2 separate regions of the Mus musculus genome follow, and region 1 is linked to region 2. A link is a loop called in an ENCODE intact Hi-C map of the cell type or tissue named here. Cell type or tissue: left cerebral cortex. All regions are shown on one strand. Links, peaks and the distances in the headings refer to the core of each region. The heading gives the core; the rest is flanking DNA. Region 1 overlaps Zfp869 (zinc finger protein 869). Region 2 has its middle 58 kb from the start of D130040H23Rik.

The links. Peaks named below come from ENCODE experiments on the same cell type or tissue, not always from the same donor. Only the 100,000 strongest peaks of a DNase experiment are listed, where the experiment ranks them.
Region 1: a loop joins it to region 2, with 2.4 times the contacts of the local background. A loop is called at or near these places in 1 of 42 quality-filtered maps.

Annotation. Positions count from the first base shown.
Region 1 is chr8:69,705,198-69,713,576 of GRCm38, reverse strand. Zfp869 (zinc finger protein 869) reads left to right here. Exons shown (of 5, transcript NM_001039965.1): 2 at 2,593-2,891; 3 at 5,112-5,238; 4 at 5,406-5,466; 5 at 5,883-8,379. The coding sequence starts at 2,853. The coding sequence ends at 7,245. Among named protein-coding and RNA genes, the nearest start is that of Zfp869, 7.5 kb to the left of the region's middle. In left cerebral cortex, for the core only: no CTCF peak of the experiment used is centred there; a DNase peak (open chromatin) is centred at 3,978.
Region 2 is chr8:69,325,025-69,333,403 of GRCm38, reverse strand. It overlaps the pseudogene Gm7688. Among named protein-coding and RNA genes, the nearest start is that of D130040H23Rik, 58 kb to the right of the region's middle. In left cerebral cortex, for the core only: a CTCF peak has its summit at 4,613 (motif pointing left); DNase peaks (open chromatin) are centred at 3,965, 4,349 and 4,596; H3K4me3 peaks cover 749 bases.

The DNA of each region.
Region 1 (8,379 bases), core at 314-8,313, 380 kb before region 2:
GTGAGTAGATATTAAAACCGTGTATACATGAAAGGCTTCCATTCAGCTGTGAATAAAACCAAGATGATGAAATTTGCAGGCTAATGGATGAAACTAGATAATAATACTGAATCAGCTGAGAGTTTGAGCTGGGACAGTGAACACCCTGTGTCCCTCTCCCATAGGTGTTAGTGTCACACTTGTCCTTAGATTGCTGTGTCTTAACTTGCAGAGCTTGAAGAAGTAAGGAAAGGGCCACCAGGGAGCTGCTGTTAAGGATGGAGGGAATGGTAGCACAGATAACCAACAGGAAGACTCTGGGTGAGGAGTTTGAACATGGGGGTGCAGGGTGGGCTGTGAGGGGTGTACAGGAGAAAGGATGAGCATGGGGGGCAGGGGGGCTGTGAGGGGTGTACAGGAGAAAGGATGAGCATGGGGGTGCAGGGTGGGCTGTGAGGGGTGTACAGGAGAAAGGATGAGCATGGGGTGCAGGGTGGGCTGTGAGGGGTGTACAGGAGAAAGGATGAGCATGGGGGGCAGGGGGGCTGTGAGGGGTGTACAGGAGAAAGGATGAGCATGGGGGCGGGGGGCTGTGAGGGGTGTATAGGAGAAAGGATGAGCATGGGGGGCAGGGGGGCTGTGAGGGATGTACAGGAGAAAGGATGAGCATGGGGGGCAGGGGGGCTGTGAGGGGTGTACAGGAGAAAGGATGAGCATGGGGGCGGGGGGCTGTGAGGGATGTATAGGAGAAAGGATGAGCATGGGGGGCAGGGGGGCTGTGAGGGGTGTACAGGAGAAAGGATGAGCATGGGGGTGGGGGGCTGTGAGGGGTGTACAGGAGAAAGGATGAGCATGGGGGGCAGGGGGGCTGTGAGGGGTGTACAGGAGAAAGGATGAGCATGGGGGCGGGGGGCTGTGAGGGATGTATAGGAGAAAGGATGAGCATGGGGGGCAGGGGGCCTGTGAGGGGTGTACAGGAGAAAGGATGAGCATGGGGGGCAGAGGGGCTGTGAGGGGTGTACAGGAGAAAGGAACAAGAGTTCAGGAGACTGAGGATGCTGAAAAGCCACACGGACACCTATGACGTCGTTAGCCAAGTGAAATTACTTCTATAAGTTATTCTTGATGGTCTTTTTTGCTAGAGTTAATAAAACATTCTGATTTTCAGTATATGTGAGGTTTCAATTTCAGCACACCGAATAATTTATCAATGTACTGTCTTTATTTTTAAATATTTATTTTTGTTTTCTGGAGATGGTCTTAGTCTGTAGCCCAGGCTGACCTAAAATTTACAAGTTTCTCCTGCTGGCCTTGAACTTGGATCCCTACTGTCTGTTCCCTGAAGGCTGGACTGACAGGCCTGTGCTACCTTCAGAGTCACCCTTGCTACACTTTGGCAGCTTTCTATGTTTATAACTCGTAGTGATAATTGTTTTCATAATTAGAACATTTAGAATTTATTTTTGTGTATGAGTATTTTGCTGCATGTATGTCTATGCCCTGTGTGTGTTCAGTGCCCATGGAGGTCAGAAGAGGGTGTCAGAGTTCCAGATTGTTATGAGCCACCATGTGAGTGCTAGGAACAACCTGGCTTCTCTGCCAAGGCAGCCCAGTTCTCCCGTGAGGTTCTGTTGCTCCTTTGTCCAAAATTGGGTCTGTTTGGGTTTGTTCCTGGGTTTTCTGCTCGTATGAGCTGTTCATTGCTTATCAAATGAGAGTGCACTCTCATGATTGTGGTAATTTTATGGGGAGTCTTAAAGTCCTGTATTCTCTGTGTGTGTGTGTGTGTGTGTGTGTGTTTCAAGAGTTGTGCTGAACATTCTTTTTTCTCATCCTTTTCATGTGTCCCTTACAATCAGTGCTGGTTATAACAGTCTGATTCTGAATGTTGGGAGGAATGTGTTTATAGTGCGGGTGGAACATGTGTGAAAACGTCTTCCACGTGCAGACCTCTTGTCCTCTGTGGTGCTGACTTCTTTTTGTTTTTCTCTTCATTAGGAATGTTTGATTTTTGTCTAAAGACTTTATCCTCCCCCGTTTTTATTAATGTATGTACAGCGTAGAGGTGGTATTTGTACATCCAGTTCATTGCTGTCGTAGGAAAATGATGGTCTTTTGTATATTGATGGGTCATAAAAGTTTTCAGTAGTCCTTTTTTTCGTTCCTTGGATTTTCTGTGTGGAAGTTGTGTTGTCCCTCCCCCATCTCAGTGTTTTGGCATTCCCCTTTTATTGCTATGCCCCTGCCCTAAGTATTAGTATTATCATATAACTTTTCAGGATCTAACTTGTTGATCTGAGCCTTCTGAGCCCGGGGGCTTTAGTTGAGTGTGTGCAAGGATTTTGCCCGTGGTATGGTAGGAAGACCAAGGTTAGATGGGAAACCCAATAGTTAGAGAAAGTGCAGTTGCTGATGATGGCGCTTGAGACACATTTAGTCGGAGGTGAGCCTGTGGATGGAGACAGGTAGACCTGAAAGTTGTGAGGGTGTGTGTGTGCGTGTAGTTCTCAGTGGGCACACGTGTCCTGAACATTGCTGGTTGCTTGTGTGATGGCTGATCTTTACTGCAGACTTGTATGGCTCTGGAACCAACTAAGAGGCCTGTCTCTGCAGGTCTGCCAGGAACTTTCAGGGAGGACTAACTGAGGTGAGAAGACCCTGTCACCGTCGTAGAGTAGGTGGCACTTTGAGAAGTCCAAAGAAGGAGCAGCGTTCCTTCCCTGCTTGCCTGACTTCTTGCTGGTGAGTGCATCTGTCTTGCCACCGCTGCCACCGCCACCGCGTCATCCTTCCCTGACACTGGAGTCAGCTTCTTGGGCCTTCCGGTGTGGACTGAAGATCACTGAAGAAGCTCTCCCGGTGTCCTCTTCATCATGGAGGCAGCCATTGTTGGACTCTCCAGGCCTGATGAGGTAAGTCAATCTAACATGTACTCATCTTTGTTAATTCTTCCAGTTCCCCTCTGCCGGAGAATCCTGATCTGTTCATGGCCATCTATGTCCTCATTTTCTTATGAATTCACCTGAAATATTTTTAATCGCCATTTTTTTAATAGTCTGCATATATAAGCCATGTAAGAAAAATACTTTCTTCATTTTCTTAACCATAAAAGACCTAAAATAATGACTCAGAACAGTATGTTTAATACCAACACATACTGTTATCAGAACTTAGGGAGTCCTGTTGTAATTGCTAGATGTTACTGCAAAAATTGGGGTCTTTTCTTGGAGTTGTTAATCCTACTGGGTGACAGTAAGACCACGACGACAATTTTTGAGCCACATTTGAAGCAAACTTTATTAAATACTGGCCAGGATGATGGACACTGTCCAGGCATCAAATTATACTAGACAGGGTTCATAAAGGCAAACCCACAAGGTCATGCACGTCCTGCCTTGTCCGTCCTAACACTGCTGCCGATGTACTCCTTACCTGTCATCTCCCACATCTGTGACCAAGCACATCCTGAGCAGTTGGGGCGGCCAACATCATTTATGGAAGTGAAAAACAGGTTTGTTACTGTACACGAATAGCAGCCCCCAGCATTCCAGGCATTACTTATCCTTGGCTAGTGGCTTAGAGGGTTAGAGGCATTTCTGTTTTATGGATCTCTTAAGCACAGTAATTTAAACTTGGAACATAACTTTTGCCCTCGCAGGGTTTTTAGTCACATGAATTTAAGAATGAGCTGAGAGGAAAGCCTGAGAAATCTTTTTTTTTGTTTGTTTGGTTTTTTGAGACAGGGTTTCTCTGTGTAGCCCTGGCTGTCCTGGAACTCACTCTGTAGACCAGGCTGGCCTTGAACTCAGAAATCCTTTTGCCTCTGCCTCCCAAGTGCTGGGATTAAAGGTGTGCGCCACCACTGCCCAGCGTCTGAGCGTAAAAGAAAACCCCAAGGCAAGCAGGCATCAGTCTTGACATCTGCCTGGAGAATAGTCATGGAGAGAAAGAGAAAACCCCCATGCCTTTTGAGTTTAGCCAGCAGAGTTAGCCTCAGGAAGACAGGTATCCAGATGGCAGGGAGGGGGCCTGCAAAGAAAAATGGAAACAGCCCAAAGTACCAGAAAAAGCATTTCAAAAGGCTCCATCCTGCATCTCAGAGAAATAGAACAGAGTTCAAGAAAAAGTGTTAAGTTTCATCCTAGTATTCAGAAAGGCAGACAGAACTAAGAGAACCTCTTGGCAGCTGCTCTGTAGCATAGAGAGGAGAAGATGCTTCTGATGCAAGTGTTATTCTCATTAAAGGAATGATACTCCTCCCATCCTTTAGCTTAGCTTAAAGCCAGTTCAGCTTTCCCTAAGTTTAGTCCCTTGGCCAAGCTATTGACCAAATCAACTGTCTTAAGGTTAGGCACAATGGCATGTCTCCACCAGGGTTAGATTTTATTTGACTGGACGGAGCCAGCTTTCCTTTATTGGTGCTTCCAGTGCGACTATAACATTTCTTTCTGTGAAGAATCATTTAGCAACCAGAGCAAAACAAGCTCTAATATTTCTAGCATTTCTGGCCTTCAAGCCAACATAGAACCAAGGACCCAAGGACATTTCAGCTTATTTCCCAGGACACAAAACAAGCTCCCCCCAGCCCCAAATCTCTAAACTGCTTGTTACCATGCTTGTTGTTGTTTCCTGTTTCCTTCATTTCTCCCACTGAAGAGGTAGCCATAACTACCATTTTGTGATTTTGGGCAACAGTTTACTTGGATTCTTTGAGATTGTCCAAAGTAAGGTTGCCCGATGTAGCAGTTGGTGTATCCCTTCTTGGACCTCTAGGGAACCTCAGACCCACATTTGTACGGCAGCCAGGTGTGTTTGAGGAAAAGAAGTCCTTTGCTGGAACTTTAAAAAAGAAATGAGGGAGGGATAAGGCTAAGAGTGGGGACAAGAAGTGAAATTGGAATCATTTGAGCAGAGGATAGATTCCATCCTGCCAGGAGCAGGCATGGTTTTTATGCAAAAGCGTAACATTGGAAGACCCAGGCAGAATTGCCATCATGCTGCCTGCATTCAGTTTTGGAAGGGTCTATCTGATCGATTAGGTGTTTCTGAGTTTAGAAGTGGCCATACTGTCAGCTGTGGACGGATGTGTCTTTCTCACCCGCTCTTTCATATCCTAATCTGGAATGTTTTAGGGTTTGGTGAGCTTTGAGGATCTGGTGGTGCACTTCACCCAGGATGAGTGGGATTTGCTGGCTCCTTCCCAGAAGACTCTCTACGGAGATGTGATGCTGGAGACCTTCAGGAACTTCACTGCCGTAGGTGAGGATGTTTTCTTACCTCCACTCGTAAACTAGAGAATGAGGTTTCTGGTCACTGAGTGTCACTGCAAGTTGGATGTGAAAAGGGAAGAATCACGGTGATGAAACGAGGTGTAGTCACGATGCACATTCTAATCACTTATCATACACTTCTGGACTGTGTTTAAGGATATGAATGGGAAGATGAGGCAATTGAAGACCATTGTGAAGATCCTGAAGTAAATCTAAGGTAATTTGCATGCACAAGTGGAAACAATCATCCCTTGAAGAAATTTTAGTGTGCCATGAAAATTGAACTAACAAAAAAAGCCCAATTTTAAATTTATTCATCAGTAGAAAAATTTTATCCCAAATGTGTACCTTTATGTGAGCTTGAAATCTTGCGTGGTCTTTGGTACTGGTTCTGGGACCCTGCACTAAGGAATGCTGCTCTTTTGATGGTGAGCTTATATGGTAGCAGGCTGTCCAAAGTGGTCTAATAAGCAAATAGTAATGAAACAACTGTCACTAATTGCTTGTCATTTTTCATAGTAGTTATATTTGTAGATACTGTATGATACTGAAGAATGGTGGGACAGCCTTATCCACATACCAATATGAGCAGCAGTGTGGAGACATTTTCATGTGTCATTCATCTTTTAATAGGAACATCGTCACTCACTCTGAATACACACAGTATGAACACGAGGAATATGAAGAGAAGCCACCTGATTCTAATTTTCTCACAAGTGTTGAAGGCCTTGAGGAAACTAAGACTTCGAGTGGACCGTCTGTGTGTGAGGTATGTTTAAAGACCTTTGGACTGTACCACCTAACTTACAACGGACATCACAACTATGACTACAAGGAGCTCAGAGGAGGCCACACTGAAGAAAATGATTCTGAAGGTAACCAGTGTGAGAAAACTTCCGGTTCCCTTCAGAAAGAAGACAAAATTCATACTGGAAAAAAACTCTATGTGTGTCAAGAGTGTGGTAAAGCCTTTAGGTATCCCAGCGCCCTTCAGTTACATGAAAGAATTCATACTGGAGAAAAACCCTACGAGTGTAAAGACTGTGGGAAAGCCTTTAGAGGTCTTAGTGCCCTTCACTTACATGAAAGAATCCATACTGGAGAAAAACCCTACGAGTGTAAGCAGTGTGGGAGAGCCTTCACGTATCTCAGTGCTCTTCAGTTGCATGAAAGAATTCACACTGAGGAGAGGCCCTGTGAGTGTAAACAGTGTGGGAAAACCTTTAGATATAGCAGGGCCCTCAAATTACATGAAAGAATTCATACCGGAGAGAAGCCCTATGAATGTAAACAATGTGGGAAATTTTTCAGAAGTCACAGGACCCTTAAGTTACATAAAAGAATTCATACTGGAGAAAAACCCTATGAGTGTAAAGAATGTGGGAAAGCTTTTAGATGGCTTACTTCTCTGAAGTTACATGAAAAGATTCATACTGGAGAAAAACCGTATGAATGCCAAGAGTGTGGGAAAGCCTTCAGGTGTCAGGCGTCCTATCATAGACATAAAATAACTCATGGTGGAGAAACATTGTATGAATGTAAGGAGTGTGGGAAGTCCTTCATTTATCCCTCTTTACTTCAAGTGCATGAAAGAACTCACACTGGTGAAAAGCCCTTTGAGTGTAAGCTCTGCGGTAAAGCCTTTAGGTGTCAGTCCTCGCTTCGACTGCACGAGAGAACACACACAGGAGAAAAACCCTATGAGTGTAAGCACTGTGGCAAAGCCTTTTCAAGTTACAATTACCTTCGATTTCACGAACGAAGCCACACTGGAGAGAAACCCTATGAATGTAAGGAGTGTGGTAAAACTTTCACACATCGCTCTTACCTTCGATCACATGAAAGAAGACATACTGGGGAGAAGCCGTACCAGTGCGGACAGTGTGGCAGATCCTTCAGCAGGCACAGTTCCTTTAAGAGACATCAGTCAGTTCATGGAGAAAGCCCATATGAACAGTATCTAATTCCATTATCCCCATTTCCTTCAAAGGAATGAAAGAACAGATTGGTAACAAACCCTTTGAATGTAAACAATGTAGCAAATTATCCCATCCACATAAAACAGGCAGAAACTCACGACAAGGGGGAACCTTTTATCTGTAAACAGTGTGGGTAGCCTTCAGGGGTCACAGTGTCCTTCAAAGAAGGAATTCTTGCTGGGCAAAGTTTATGTTTGTTACCAATGTTGTAAGTGTGGATTGTCACATTTCCTTTCAAAGAAGTAAGTTAATTCATGTTGGGCAAATGCCCTACGAATGTATAAGATATGGTTAATCTTTCATTTATCTCTATTTGCCTTAAAATCATGAAAGAACTCATAGTGGTGAAAAAGCCCCACATGAATATAAACAATGTGGAAAGCCTTCAGGTGTCACAGGTCCTTTCACTAGCATGGATGAAATGTCATGTTGGAGAGAAAATGGGAATGTAAGGTGTGTTAAGACCTTGAGATAGCATTGTTTGCCTAGATTCCGAGAATGAATTCCAACTGGAAAAATTTCCAAATGGAAACAGCTGTGAAGCCTTCATGGTCACAGTTGTTTAAGATGCTCATAGTGTTGGAAGGTGGGCAGTTCTGTGAGTGTAAGGAGCGTGGGAATTTAATGGTTACTAGGAGATGGACATTTCCTTTGCAGTGGCTTCCCATGACTTGCCTGTACTCTTGTAAATACCCCAAATTAAACTCCACGGTTCCTCAAGCCCACTTGGGTAGAATCATTCTTGGTCCCTGTCATTGATGCACGGTCTGGGGAGAACAGACCTTCGTAAATGTCTTCAGGGTTTTAAAGTTGTGTTTACATCCGTCTGAAACATCCAGCAGGGGTGAAGGCTGTGCCCTAATGTGCTGTGCTTCTTTCTGTTTTGGATGGGTGCTTCAGCTGTCAACTTGACACAATCTGGTGTCACCTGGGAAAGGAGTCTCACTAGTGACCTGTCTGAGTTAGGTTCGCCTTCACACAGCTGTGAGGGATTTTCTTACTAGGATGATTTGAGGTAGGAAGACCCATCCTGAATGCTGTCAGTGCTGTTTTATGGACTGAATTAAAAAGGACAGAAGTAGCTGAGCGCAAAGATTCCTTGCTGTCTGCCTTGGGATTTATGCGGTGTCAAGCTCCTGCCACCGAGACTG
Region 2 (8,379 bases), core at 65-8,064:
TGACAACATGGTTTGTTTAAGGTTGGAATATGACAGTGATAGCTATTCATTTTATTTATCAATGCAATGAAGAACTTTGCCATTAGGATAATAACCCCCATTTTTTCTTTTAAAGTTCACACAGATGGGTACAAAGCACATAAAACAAAGTTTCTCTTATTCCCTCACTGAGACATAAACATTAATGGCAATTGGCAGTGTCTACTACTGAACAACCACGAACTTGGTCTCACCTCAGTGTACTTGACATGTTAGCACAATCTCTGATCACTTTCTTTGTATAAACATTAATCTCACATACCTTTTGCAAACAAGTCAATGCTTACTTTCTATAGCTTGACTTATGAGGAAAACATCTTTATGTTCTGAACACAACATAATAACCACCTTCTAATGCACTGGCTGGTTGTGCTGGACTACAGATGTGCCCTATTTTTCCTTAATTTATTTTATGTGTATGGGTTTTTTGTCTGCATATATGCATATGTACTACATTCATGTCTGGTGCTTGCAGAGGTCAGAAGAGGGCATTGAACCCTCTAGACCTGGAATTACAGATGGTTGTAAAGCCTGTGTGTACTTGGAATCAAACCTGAATTCTCTAGAAGAGCAGCCATTTCTCTAAACTGTTGAATTCTCTCTAGTGCCTTGACATGTCATTTCAATGCTGCAGGTAGCAACTAATTTCTAAGATATTGCTCATCCATTTAAGAACAAAATAATGATTTCAATACAAATTAAAACACACACATACACGCACCCCACAACACAACATAGTCACAGAGGTTGTTGGCAAATGGGAGGTAATATGTAATTTCTTTTCTTTGGAATAGCTTCCTCTTGTAGCTTTTCATAACAAAGCATGTACTGTCTCTTGGAAGTGTGCCTGGTTAAAATTCAATTCATATAGTGAGAGATGCCTTGAGATTAGGATAAAATAAGTGTCTTTCTACAATGGAAGCTCTATCATTTGCCTTCATTGGTAACAGATTATTTTCTTTTTTAAGATTTATTTATTATTATATCCAAGTACACTGTAGCTGTCTTCAGATGCACCAGAAGTGGGCATCAGGTCTCATTATGGATGATTGTGAGCCACCATGTGGTTGCTGGGATTTGAACTCAGGACCTTCAGAAGAGCAGTCAGTGCTCTTAACCACTGAGCCATCTCTCCAGCCCAACAGATTATTTTCTAAATAAACCTATGAAGCAACAATTGTTGATAAGTATATCTCAAATCTGGAAAAACTATAATTATCAGATATCACTTTGAAATTTTTCACCTAAAAAATAACTTTCCCATTACATGTAGCAGTTAGACAGGATGTGACACTCAGGTTTCACTCAGAAGTCTGAAATAGAATTTACAACTGGAACACACTTCAGGAGTACAAGGTAGGTATAGATATGATGCTGAAACTTTGTTCTGTTCTTCAGGTTAAATACAAGGCAATTACATGCAATATAACAAAAATAAGAACATTCATAGAGCATGTGGTTAATATTTTGTGACACTGTATGTTGAAAACATATCACTGCCACTTAAGCTGTCACTATCTGAGTTAAAGAAAGATGTTGGTTAAATGAAAATGGCTCTTATACTCTTATATGTTTGAATAATTGTTTTCCAGTTGGCAGAACTCTTTCGGGGAGATTAGAGGTGTGGCCTTTTTGAAGGAGGTGTATCATGGTGCTAAGCTTATTCGCTATGAATGCCTCTGGCCATGCCCAGTGTATTCTCTACTTCCTACCTGAGGTTCACAATGTAGGCTCTCACTGCTTCTTGCTACCCTGTGTTTATTGAGCCAGCACCATCTCTATTTCTGGATCTGTAAGCCCTATTTACTGCTTTCTTTTATAAACTGCCTTGACCATGGTGTGTTGTATCACAGCAACAGAAAGGTAACTATATGGAAGTATTCTGTGGAAGATCAGAATACAGAAGTCTCCCCTTCCAAGTAGAGGAACCCAGGAAGGGGTGTGTTTTAAATGTAGCTCTAGAGCAGGTACCATGAATACCATGACACTGAGGGTAGAAGTAATCTCAAGATTGACAAGTGTAGACTGCCTTGAAAAAGCAACTGCATAAAAAACATTCTCCGCTCCCTCCTAAACAGAGTTAGCAATATTAAATTATTTATTTGTCAGCTCCCTCTTTTATAGAAGACTGGAATGCTAGCAATGATAATCCAAAGGCAAGATGATTAAATGTGTATGAGAATTTCTTTTTTGTTGTTGTTGCTGTTGGTTTTTGTTTTTTTGGTTTTTGGTTTTTGGTTTTTTGGTTTTTTCAAGACAGGGTTTCTCTTTGTAGCCCTGGCTGTCCCGGAACTCACTCTGTAGACCAGGCTGGCCTCGAACTCAGAAATCTGCCTGCCTGTGCCTCCCAAGTGCTGGGATTAAAGGCGTGTGCCACCACTGCCCGGCATATATGAGAATTTCTTAAAGAGTCAATATTATTTTACATTATATATTATGTAGTCTATGTATTATATATTATACATAATGAATCAAAATCAGATGAGGGTCTTTGTGAGATATTGTCTCAACCAAAAAATAAAATAAAATAAAAATTATAATCACTGTTTAAAAATGTGGTAGTCTTCTTGAGATTAGTATTATCATGAAATTGATTAAGTAGATTAAAATAACCTTGAACTCTTGGATATCAGATTGTCTTAGCCTCCTAAATGCTGGGATTAACAGCATGTGCTACCATGCTTGGCAATAGTCATTACTGAAAATGATTTTATGGGCACAAGTGACAGACAACTGAAATGACTGAAGAGGTTTTACACTCTCCCCATTCTCCTATGCTTCTTTTTATCTATTATTCAGTTTTGTTCTTCTTTCCCTTTCTGTGTGTGTGTGTGTGTGTGTGTGTGTGTGTGTGTGTTGGCTACTCACAGGCTTTCTTCAAAAACCACAGTGATCTTCCTGCCTCTGTGTCCTAAGTGCTGGGATCAAAAGAATGTAAAACCACACTCACCGTGAAAAATAATTTTTATGGTACAAGGTCCTCCTCCTCCCCCTCCCCTTTCCTGTACCTCTCTCCTTTCCCCCCTTCCCTCTTTTCTTCTTCCTACTCCTCCTCTTGTCCTCTTCCTCCTCTTCTTCCTCTGCCTCCACTTCCTCCTCCTTCTTCAGAAATAGAATTTCACTTGTATTTCATGTATATGGGAGTTTTGCCTGTTTATGTGACTTTGCCTCATTCCTGCTTGGTGAATTTATGGCTGCCTAGGAGGTGAACAGATTTTTTCAGATTCCCTGAAGCTGGAGTTAGGGATAGATGTGAGCTGCTGAGTGTGCTGGGAAGGAAACCTGGGTGCCCTCAGAAAATCGGCAGTGTTCTCAACTGCTCGTGTATTTTCCATCCCTAGGTTTCTAATCTTTATAATATTTGCTGTCCAAGACAGCCTAGGTCATTAGAGGGGTTAGACGCCCACTGTTCATTAACAGTTCAATTCATCTGCAAGTCAGAGAATCTGCCTGAGGCAGGAATGCGCTCCCTAGTTGGCCACTTAATGCAATGTAATCACTCCTGAAACCATATACACACAATAAACAACAAACAAACAAACAAATGAACACAACAACAACAACAGACTCAGCAGGTTGTATGTGTGTGTGTGTGTGTGTGTGTGTGTGTGTGTGTGTGTGTGTGTGTGTGTGTGTGTGTTGTATTGTGGCTCTTTTCAGTTAATTGCATGAAGGAATTACACTAGTCCAAGTTAAAAGCGGACCCCAAATGATTACATTATACAAGCTGTGAGGTTTTTAAACTTGTGACAAGGGACAGAAGGGAAATTCTACTCATTGCAAGGAAATCCTCACTTAAGCCACGAGCACTTAAAACCCATGACCCTTCAGTTGATCTTCCTCAGCCAGTCCAATCTCTATCAGGAGCTGGCATATGCTCTTGCGCTGGTCACCCTGTGGCTGAATTACTTCTCCATTTTCTTCTGGATGCTCAATTACAGTACCATTGCAAGCAAATTTCTTCTTAAACGCCTTCACTAGTTTCTTTTTATCGTACTCATCAGTGATCAGTTGTAAGGGTCTTCCTGTCGTTTCTCTTTTGAATTCTTATATGGATATAATCCTCAGAGCCAGCAGGAAGCAGGTCATCACCCTTACTTGCATCAGCAAAGGGGTCGAAAGAGTGGAGGTTCTGGATAGCGGACATACGAAAAGATTCCTTTTCCTCGGCGGAAATGGCCTGCGGAAGGCGGCTGCGGGAGAAGGCGGGCGTGGGGGACGTAGCTTCGGGAAGCAAGAGGGCTCGAGGGGGAGGCAGCTGAGTCCTCCGGCGGCGGCTCAGTGACTGGGGCCGGTTGTAGTCATATATTAAGAGCTTACTTACTCATGCATGACAAGGAAGAATTTGGGAAGGGAAGGAGGGAGGACAAGGAAGGGTGTATGAGATGCAATATATTTCAATGAACAAGTACAAAAGTAAACTTTAAATTAAAAGAAGAGGGGCTGGAGAGTTGGCTCAGCAGATAAGAGCACTGAGTGCTGTCCAGAGGACCCAGGTTCCATTTCCTTAACCCAGGTAGCTAACAATGTGCTGTGACTCCAATGGTTGGTATCTTCCGCCCTCTTCTGGGTGCTGTCGGTACTGCGTACAGACACAACTAGGCAGATATCCATATAACCATAAAAATGAAGGATAGAACAAGAAGTGTATACTTGGGATTAAACTTGGATCCTCTAGAAGAGCAGCCACCTCTCTAAACTGTTGAGCCATCTCTCCGGTGCCTTGACGTGCTATTTCAATGCTGCTGATACCAATTAACATCTAAAATCTCTTACCATTCATTTACGAAGAAAAATACTCAACACACTGTTTGGTGTTGTCACAGTCCTGAGACAGACAGCCTCCAGGCTTAGTCAAAATGAACTCTTTCTGGTCCTGCACGGAGGCATCCATGACCTTCCTCTGAGCCAACCTGCCCAGAAGGAAAAGCAACCTTGTTCTGAGTATAAAATAGCTCAGTATAGCTGTTCATCTAAGTACAACATCTACTGTGCTAATAGGTGACTTACCCTTGATGTTTGCTCTATATATGTGGTATCTCTTGTTTGTATGTGTGGGGATTGTCACATTGATATATCTATCTTTTTGTTTGCAGTGTCACTGATGAGAAATTTGTCTGACTCCATTTTGAAGGTAGGGGCCATTATGCTGTATTATGAAAAATTAAGTTGATATTTACTATAAGAGCTGATTTGCTGTGTTTAAGCCTTTGTCCTAGAGCCTGTCTTGCCCCGACCCATGAACTTTACATATTTTGGAGAACACCCTGACTATATCTGACCCTATATAACTGCATATTGGCCACATGATGTTATTTTGTTGTTGTTGCTGTTTTTGTTTGTTTTGTTGGGATGTTGTTGTTGTTGTTTTATATTTCCTTTTTCTCTCATTGTCTATTTTCTGTAAACCTGCTTGGGAAATACTTGTGATTTTACTCTTAAAATGGGGCACTAAAAGTGGATTCAGGGTTGATCTCTTTAACTAGAATTAGGAGGCAGGCCGGGCGTGGTGGCGCACGCCTTTAATCCCAGCACTCGGGAGGCAGAGGCAGGTGGATTTCTGAGTTTGAGGCCAGCCTGGTCTACAGAGTGAGCTCCAGGACAGTCAGGGCTATACAGAGAAACCCTGTCTCGAAAAAAACAAAAAACAAACAAACAAACAAACAAACAAAAAAGAATTAGGAGGCAGTTGCTGGCTAGCTCTTGGATACAAAAATCACCATTGCTTCCAGCAGTCCAAAAGTTGCTGTAGTGGTCTTACTTTCCTCCGGATTGATTAACATTTGAGTTTCAGTTAAGATCTTGAGGTACAAAATGAACATGCCAGAGACATTTTCTTCTGTCTTTTAAAATAAATTATGTATATTTCTGCACAATTTTGAGCTAAAAACGACACCAAATCACCAAATGTTTGGCTTTTACATTGTGATCATGTTCTAAAGTAGAATTTCTTTAAATGAACATAGTTAGGAATAGGCAGAACTCTACATGAATGTGTCCAGACTCCCTAAAGAAAATCCCTATGCTTCTTGGTTTTGTTTTGTTTTGTTTTGTTTTGTAAGAAAAATGACTGCCATGCTGCTGGTAAAAATTATCTTTAGCTCTTCTGTCTTGCCTGTTGTTATGGCTATTCTTGGTAGTCAAACTGACTGCAACTGGAGTTAACTGAGAGTTAACTCCAAAGAGTTGCATATGCCTTTGAGAGATTTTTTTTTTCTTAAACGTTTTGAAGTGGTAAGACCCTTCTGGGTCTTTTGAGGTGATAAGATCCACCTTTAATCTAGGCCACACCTTCTGGTTGCAGCCAACATGAAGAGAGGACACTGAAGAAAGAAGCTCTGTCTCTGTCTCTCTTTGACGACTTGCTGTATCTCTAGCTAGTATGTTCTTTCTCTGAGTGGCTTGAGAGCTTACTCCTTTGAAAATGTGCTGTGCAATGAAGCCCAGCTGAGACATCCAGCCTCATGGACTGAACTACTGAATTCTTCAAATTTTATTCGGTCGACAGTCTTTGTTGGACTAGCTGGACCCCATCCTGTGTAGCATTCTAATAAACCCCTTTGTACACACGTAGAGAGATCTGTTTGATCAGCTCTGTTCATCTGCAGAACCTTGACTAGTGTGGTTGCTCTTTTCATCATAACTCAGGCACATGCTGGCTCAGGATAGTGCTCATAAACACCATAAGTATTCAACTTTCCGGGGAAACTATACTTTCCATGACTATTAAGCTGTCCTTGACATGAATAGTGGTAGACATGAATTTCAGAAGAAAACGCCTATAGGAATGTAGCCATCATCTAGTTTGATCTTCTCTCTCAGGATTGTCTGAAGTACCCTTGCCACCAGGTAAAACGTAGCTCCAGGTCACCTCATTTCATAGTGAACTCACAGAACAAAGGTGTGCTTTCTAAAATCTCTTCTTAATTGTTTATATCGTGAGCACCCTTTCACCTGTGAGACAGGAGAAACACTCCACCCCACCTTGGCTAGTGAGGAAGTGCCTACTAAGCACAGGAATACAGAAGAAAAGCTACTGGAAGTCAGGGGCAAGTACTACTACAAAGCAAATATCTGCAGATCTGGGAAAGCTCTTGACCTTCGGTGGAACCCAGTGCCAGGAAATACTCTTCCGTGGTTTTCTCTATACTCCGACTAAGAGAAAGAGAGACTCTTGTCACTCAGGCCTCATGAGCCAAGCAGAACCTGCAGTCAGAGCACCAGTCATAGGAAAGGCTGGTTCTTCCTGGGGCTTCCGTGTAGCTCTATTCTGAAGCTAGGGAAGTGCCGGTCGTTCGGTGACACTACAAGGAGCTCTGAGGGGTGCAAGGACAAGCTTGGAACACACAATATGGGGAGCTACAGTTCATACTCTGAGGAGAATGGGGAGCCTGAAGCTCAGGAGCCCTTGTGATAGGCTCTCCCTGGGACTGGATGCAAACCAGTAGCCAGGTGTGGCTGGTATGAGGTCCTTTGTGGGCACTAGAACTCTTTGGAACCGAGCCGTGGCCTCTGGAGAACTTCAGTCTTTGGGCAGAAACTGTGCAGAACTTTGGGAACGTGGGCTGTGGGTAGAAATATCTTTTTAATGAACATCACCGTGCTTCTTATGCATCAGAGGACGGAAGGTTGCAGTTTCTAGAAATGTTGTGCTTTATATTTAACATTTAAGAGATTTAACATTTGGGATTAATTTTGTGGGTATTGTGTGTGGAATCTTATGTGTTGGGTAGCACTCCACTATTTTGCTGGGATGTAGAAGGGTACAATTGATAATGGAAAGGATTTACCCATGCTGAGTGAAGAGGTCAGCTCAGGGCCTTTGGAAAATTCCACCAGGCCTGACCAAGCCCGCTCAGGCAGTCAACAGGTTCTCCAGTGCAGGAGTGAGGATTGAAAATAAAGAGACAGTTAGACAATACTGCAGCATGACCTCAGTCAATCCTGAGACTGAAGGCAGGTTTATTTCTTCCCAGTCCACTTTTATACCATTTTAATTACATACAAGTAATAAGGGTGAGCAGTACAATAAACACAATTAGTCAAGGAACAAGCAGGGAATTAGCAAAGTCCCATGGCTGTTGTTTCTAAGGGCTTGTCAGGATGACCAAAATATCTGAGCCTACTTCCTTGTCCAGTCCCAAAATCAGATTCTTGCCTGAAGCCTACCTCTTTTGTCCCACCCTAAAATTAAGATTCCTGCCTGAACTTACTTCCCTATTCTAGCCTAAGATTAGATCCCCCCCCCAGCCCATTTCCTTGTCCTTGGCCAATGTCAGATTCCTGCCCAGGAGCCCCCAAAGCTCTCCACACAAGTCCCAGAACATGAAGGCCCCTCCC